2 separate regions of the Homo sapiens genome follow, and region 2 is linked to region 1. Evidence: chromatin loops called from intact Hi-C (ENCODE). Cell type or tissue: dorsolateral prefrontal cortex. All regions are shown on one strand. Links, peaks and the distances in the headings refer to the core of each region. The heading gives the core; the rest is flanking DNA. Region 1 overlaps MAPT (microtubule associated protein tau). Region 2 overlaps MAPT-AS1 (MAPT antisense RNA 1).

Evidence for each region. Hi-C counts contacts between places; a loop is a spot of excess contacts. Peaks named below come from ENCODE experiments on the same cell type or tissue, not always from the same donor. Only the 100,000 strongest peaks of a DNase experiment are listed, where the experiment ranks them.
Region 2: a loop joins it to region 1, with 4 times the contacts of the local background. A loop is called at or near these places in 2 of 110 quality-filtered maps.

Annotation. Positions count from the first base shown.
Region 1 is chr17:45,947,895-45,950,800 of GRCh38, reverse strand. The region is part of intron 1 of MAPT (microtubule associated protein tau); the gene reads right to left. Among named protein-coding and RNA genes, the nearest start is that of STH, 50 kb to the left of the region's middle. In dorsolateral prefrontal cortex, for the core only: CTCF peaks have their summits at 1,358 and 1,574 (motif pointing right); a DNase peak (open chromatin) is centred at 1,550; H3K4me3 peaks cover 1,160 bases; H3K27ac peaks cover 2,500 bases.
Region 2 is chr17:45,851,639-45,854,544 of GRCh38, reverse strand. The region is part of intron 1 of MAPT-AS1 (MAPT antisense RNA 1); the gene reads left to right. Among named protein-coding and RNA genes, the nearest start is that of SPPL2C, 8.2 kb to the right of the region's middle. In dorsolateral prefrontal cortex, for the core only: a CTCF peak has its summit at 1,656 (motif pointing right); a DNase peak (open chromatin) is centred at 1,684.

The DNA.
Region 1 (2,906 bases), core at 190-2,689:
ATCTCAGCTACTCGGGAGGCTGAGGCATGAGAATCACTTGAACCCAGGAGGGAGAGGTTGCAGTGAGCCTAGATCATGCCACTGAACTCCAGCCTGGGTTAAGACTCTGTCTCAAAAAATACATAAATAAATAAATAAATAAAATTTTAAAAATTAAAAGTATGGGAACTAGACAATATGGACCTTTTTATTGTGACTTTTCTGACAACAATGGAGATGGGGTGGAGGGAGAAGGGTGTGTGTGCAGGAAGGGGAGTGCGTGGCCGAGGAAGGAGCCTGGCAGGGGCCCAGACAACCTTCACCTTCTTCCTCATTTTGCCAAGGCTGGGGCCTCCAAGAACCCCTAGGCCCTCAGGGACAGGGATGTGCAGGTGAGACCCTGGGTCCCTTTTGCTCCCAAAGAATAGAGTCTTTGCAGCAGAGTTCACATCTTCTGTGCAGCTTACCTGAAGGGACAGCTTTGGCTGTCCCCTGAGGTGTTGTGGGGTGGACGAGAAACCCCAGGCATCTCGCCCACCTCCAAGGTGACCCTGGGCATCACTGGGGAATGCTGCGTGCTGTTTGGAACATGTCTGCCATTTTCCTGGGCACCTGCCCATGACAGTGCATCCAGGCTCACTGTAACCTGTGAGGTGGGCAGGATGGCGACCCTAGGTGGGTAAAGGACCTGAGAGGTAGAAACTTGCCCAAGGCCACCGAGCCCCAGTGACCCAACTCCCCCCAACACACATCCCTGCCCTCAAGGCAGGATTCCCGACAGCTTTGCCCCTCTGCTCCCTACGTTGTCACCTCCTCCCCAAACAAATCTCTGCTTACAAAATCCAACTGGCTACTCTCTCAGGAGAACCTCCCTGGGGATTCTTAAAGCCCCAGCTTTTGCTCCTAGTCTGTCTAGCAGGTCTGTAGGTTTCCCACGATCTGGGGCTGTTTCTTGCTGCAAGGAGGTGATGACCAATCCGCCTTCCTCCACCTGCCACCATCCTTCCCATTCCTTCTAACTTTCTTACTCAAGGCAGTACAGTTTGGTAATGATAACTCAGGTTCTAGAAAGCTCCTTGGGCAAGGGAGGGGGACCAGTCAACATCCCTTGCCAGTTTTGGATTATTAATAACATGTTTATTTCAGCCCTCAGGATGAGCCACTCACAGGGGCTTCACAGAGAGGATCTCTGTAATGCTCACAACCACCCCGTGAGAAGGAATGATGAGGAAACTGAAGCTCAGAGACGTTCAGAAACCTTTTTAGGGTCACACAGCTAGTAAGCAGAGAGCAAGGCTTGAATTCTGATATTTTGATGCTAAAACCCATCTCTATGCTACTGTATCAAACGGGTGCCTTCCCAACAGAGCAACCCCTTTGGGAAAGGGGAGCTGACGTTCATTACCCAGGCCCTGCTGGAGTCAAGAGTCCAGGGGCTCAGGGGAAGCCCGAGTCGGGCTGGTCTCCTACACCGCGGGCGCATCAAGCTGGGGACCTGGACCGAGCTTCCAGTCTAAATCCGACGGCCGTGGAGCGGCCCCGGCGGGTGTCTCAGGCTGCGCTGCGGCCCTCGCTAGGGGGCAGCCAAGGAAGGTCCCGGGCTCCGCCGCCGCGCACCAGGCGCCCGCGGTGACTCAGCAGAATCGCCCCCTGGCCCGCGGTTCTGGTCTGGGGAAAGCGTGGTCCTCCTTATCCCTTCAGTTAAAAACTCAGACTGGAATCAAGGACAGGGAAGGCTGCACAGCCTTGTGAATATACCGGAAACATTTTAAAAGAGTGACTTTTATGGCATATGAATTATATCTCAATAAAGCTATCGTTAAAAACAAACAAAAATCCCCTAAATGGATCTCTTGCAGGTAACTGAAGACCAAGCAGAGATAAACCTAGAATCCAAAAATAACCTTAACATGCGCTTTGTTCTCCAAGGTAATTTTTGGCTTCTGCACCCTGTCTTTCCTTTGCTCTGGTCTCCTGTTCTGCACCACCAGGAATTTTCCAGCACATTTAGGCGGAAAGCAGGATTTCTCATGATAGGAACCATGTTTGAAGCATTTCCAGTTATTACCTCATTTAATTCACACAACAAACTATTATGCTGACATAATACAGCTGGGGAAACTGAGGAACAGACAGGTTGAGTAAGTTGCCCAAGGTCACACAGGAAGTATGTAATGGAGCCAGGCTTCAAAACCCAGACATCCTGGCACCAGCAGCAGACCTGTCAGGCCAAGTGATAGCCGAGATTAAATCAAGCAGTGACTGGTAACAGCTAAGGAATATAAGGGCTGGCCCAACAGAACTAAAGCTCTTGTTTCCTGGGAGAACTTTCTCCTTATTCACAGTTTGTTCTTGAATGCTTATGGTCCAGCTGTTTTGCTTTAAGGTATAAAGATAAATGTTAGGGCAGGCATCCTAGTCCTGGGCCTAGGTGAAGGCTGGAGCCCACAGTCTCTCGGAAATCCCTCTACTCCAGGAGCGGGGAGCGAGTGCAACTAAAGGAAAAGAGCCCAGGAGGGCTGGGTGCGGTGGCTCATACCTTAATCCCAGTATTTTGGAAGGCCAAGGTGGGCAGATCACTTGAGGCCAGGAGTTCGAGACCAGCCTGGCTAACATTGAGAAACCCTGTCTCTACCAAAAGTACAAAAATTAGCCAGGTGTGGTGGCAGGCACCTGTAATCCCAGCTACTCAGGAGGCAGAGGCAGGAGAATGCTTGAACCTGGGAGGCAGAGGTTGCAGTGAGCCGAGATCACACCACTGCACTCCAGCCTGGGTGACAGAGTAAGACTCTGTCTCAAAATAAATAAATAAAAAATAACAACAACAAAAAAACCTAGTCATTAAATGGTTAACTATGGTTAGCCCTAGGGAATGGGAGTGGGGAAGGGTGGGATCCATTTTTTTCGCTTATTCCATGCTATTTTGA
Region 2 (2,906 bases), core at 219-2,718, 96 kb after region 1:
TGGGATTACAGGCGTGAGCCACTGCGCCCAGCTTCTCCTCTGTCTCTGTCTCTCTCTCTCTCCCTCTCTCTCTCATAAGGGCCCATGTGCTTGCGTTTAGGGCCCGCTAGGACGATAGAGGATTATCTCCCCATCTCAGGATCCTTCGCTTAGTCACTTCCGCAAAGTCCTTTCTCCTTTGCTCCCTTTCATGGAAGGTAATGATCACAGGTTCCAAATTTTTGGGGGAGGACATTATTCAATGTGTCACAACTGGCTTTAAGGATTAAGCAAGGTAGGTGGAGACCAGACTCCCTTGGCTCATGCTCTGGGGCTGTCCCGGGGGATAGCCGGGAAGAGAACCTGGGCTGTGATGGGTGAGGGTTCTCAGGTGTGGCCCCTCCTGCCTGAGTTCACTACAGTGTCTGGGTCAAGTCAGGAACTGCAGGCAGGGCCAAGCCTGGGTCCAGGCTGGACGAGGGACTGAGGGTTTTGCTCAGAGTTCTTTTCTCTCTGGACCCAGGGGCCTCCTGCTTTAAGAAGACCCAGTATGTGGGGGAATTTGGGGGCTTCATGAAGCAGCCTCTGAAAGGCAAACCAGAAAGCGTCTCCTGTTTACGAAGGGTTTCTGCATTAGTTTCCAGGTTCTCGGTTGCCTTGGGCTTGTCACTGGGTCTGCTGTCTGACCTTGGGCAGGCTGCTTTCCCTCTCTGTCCTCAGTTCTGGATGATCACTGGAGGCTCTGCCAACACCATTATTCAGACCTCACTGCAATCCCCCAAACCCCACCAATCTTTGCTGCCATTCAAGTCTTTGGGAGCCTGGGGAATACTACTTAAAGGCATTTCTCAGAACAAGGTCTCAGGTCAGGCTCAGTGGCTCACACCTGTAATCCCAACACTTTGGGAGGCCAAGGCGGGAGGATTGTTTGAGCCTAGGAGACCAGTCTGGGCAACATGGCAAAACCCGATCTCTACAAAAAATACACAAAGATTAGCAGGGCATGGTGGCGCATGCCTGTAGTTCCAGCTACTGGGGAGGCTGAGGTGGGAGGATCACCTGAGCCTGGAAGGTTGAGGCTGCAGTGGGCTGTGATCATGCCACTGCACACCAGCCTTGGTGACAGAGCAAGATCCTGTCTCAAAAAACAAACCAAACCAAGCCAAACCAAAACAAAAACAAAAACTCAGAACGTCTCAGATTTTAGCAGCCCAAGGTTCTCTCAGCAGCAGCCCCAGCTGTCTGCTTCCCTTCCAGGTCCCGTTCCAGGGGCAAGGACTGGGTCTGGACCTGGGGGTGGGGGTGGGGAGGGGCCATATGGGGAGTCTCCTCATCTTGCGTACAAATAGTCCAGGAACCGGGGGGCCTGAGGACACTTATTCATGGTGGTCTGATTCTATGGGGTGGGGTAAGTGTCAGGGCATGGACCGTCTTTAGGCATTAAGGACATTCAGTGATGCTGTTTTGGGCTATTTCATTCAATAAAATATCAAAATAACCTCCTCCAGGGCACCTCACCCTTCTAACAACCCAGATTCTAAAGCGTTAACCTTGAGCCCAATAGGGGCTTCAGAACTCTGCTGATTGCTAGTTTATTAAACATATTTTAAATATCATTACTGATTATAATTATCCCCAAATTCCATGAGCCCCTGCTTGCTCTTATCTTCCTGGCCAGTAGGTGGCAGCACAGGAGCATTCAAGGTTCAGGGTTGCAGGAAAAAAGGCGCAAAACGTTGGTGGTTCAGTTAAACTGCAGGACCCAGTACGTGGGGGAATTTGGGAAACCTTTTCTTGGCTCTGCGGTGGTGCCCTGCTTACCACCAGGCACCCACCCACACACCACATCCCAGTGAGCGTGGGCAGGGGAGACCAAGGGAAGAGGATGACTCCACTTCCGGGAGCTCATTTGGGGAAGACGGCATTTGGGGGTATGTCAGGTGCTGTCCTGGAAAGTTTTTCCCCAAACCTGGGTCACACGTAATGAGATAATGCATTTATCTGCCCTGCTGTAAGTGCTTAGCCAGTGTTAGCTGTTCATACACATACTTCACTTCATTTAATCCTTACAACGAACCATTAGGTGAGTCTTAGCAGCCCATTTTACAGATGAGAAAATTGAAGCTCAGAGGGCTGGCTTCTGTTGTCCAGCATCACATGACAAGAGAAAGCAATGTGGGGCTTTGAACCCAGGTCTCAAAGTCCAGCTGTGTTCTCCTTCTAGCTGGCAAGCGGATTGATGCTGAACCTTTATCAAGCAACACACACAGATACTTCTCAAGGAGAATGTGGGGCTATACCTCCCAGGGCACAGGAGTGGGTAGACCCAGAGTTTTCCTGGGGGAGGTGTGATTTCAGAGGAACAAAATCAGAGACCAGGGTGTGTGGAGGGAGGGGCTGTTGAGGATGAGAGCTGGTCCCAGCTGCTGGGCTGGGAGGCAGGAGACCAGACTTGCATTTCGTTTCTGCTGTCCCATTGCTGTGTGACCTTGGGCAGGTCCTGGCCCTCTCTGGGCTTTCCTTTCCTCATCTGTGGATGAGATCATCTCACAGGTCCTTGCTGGTCCCCACTGTCCCAGAAATCCAGAAGCTCCAGTACTAAACCCTCTCATGAACAAAAGAAAACCAAGCCCATGCTCATAAAGCTGGTGCTGGGATTACCAAGGTCACAGACAGAAATGCCAGTTGGCCTGTGTAAAACAGCTCGACCCTGAGGCTGGGCCACCTGGGGCCCTGGGGGTGGCCTTGAGGAGGCTATTCCTGCCCTGGTCTCATCTGAGGGTTCACCTATCACAGGTGAGGCTGTCCAGGAAGCAGGTGCTGTGGTGGTTAGTGGTGGAGCCAGGAGGAAGCAGCTTGCAGCACGGGGAGCCGGCAGCCTGGGATGCAGCCCTGTGCTGCCTCTGCCAGCCCATGGGATCAAAGCA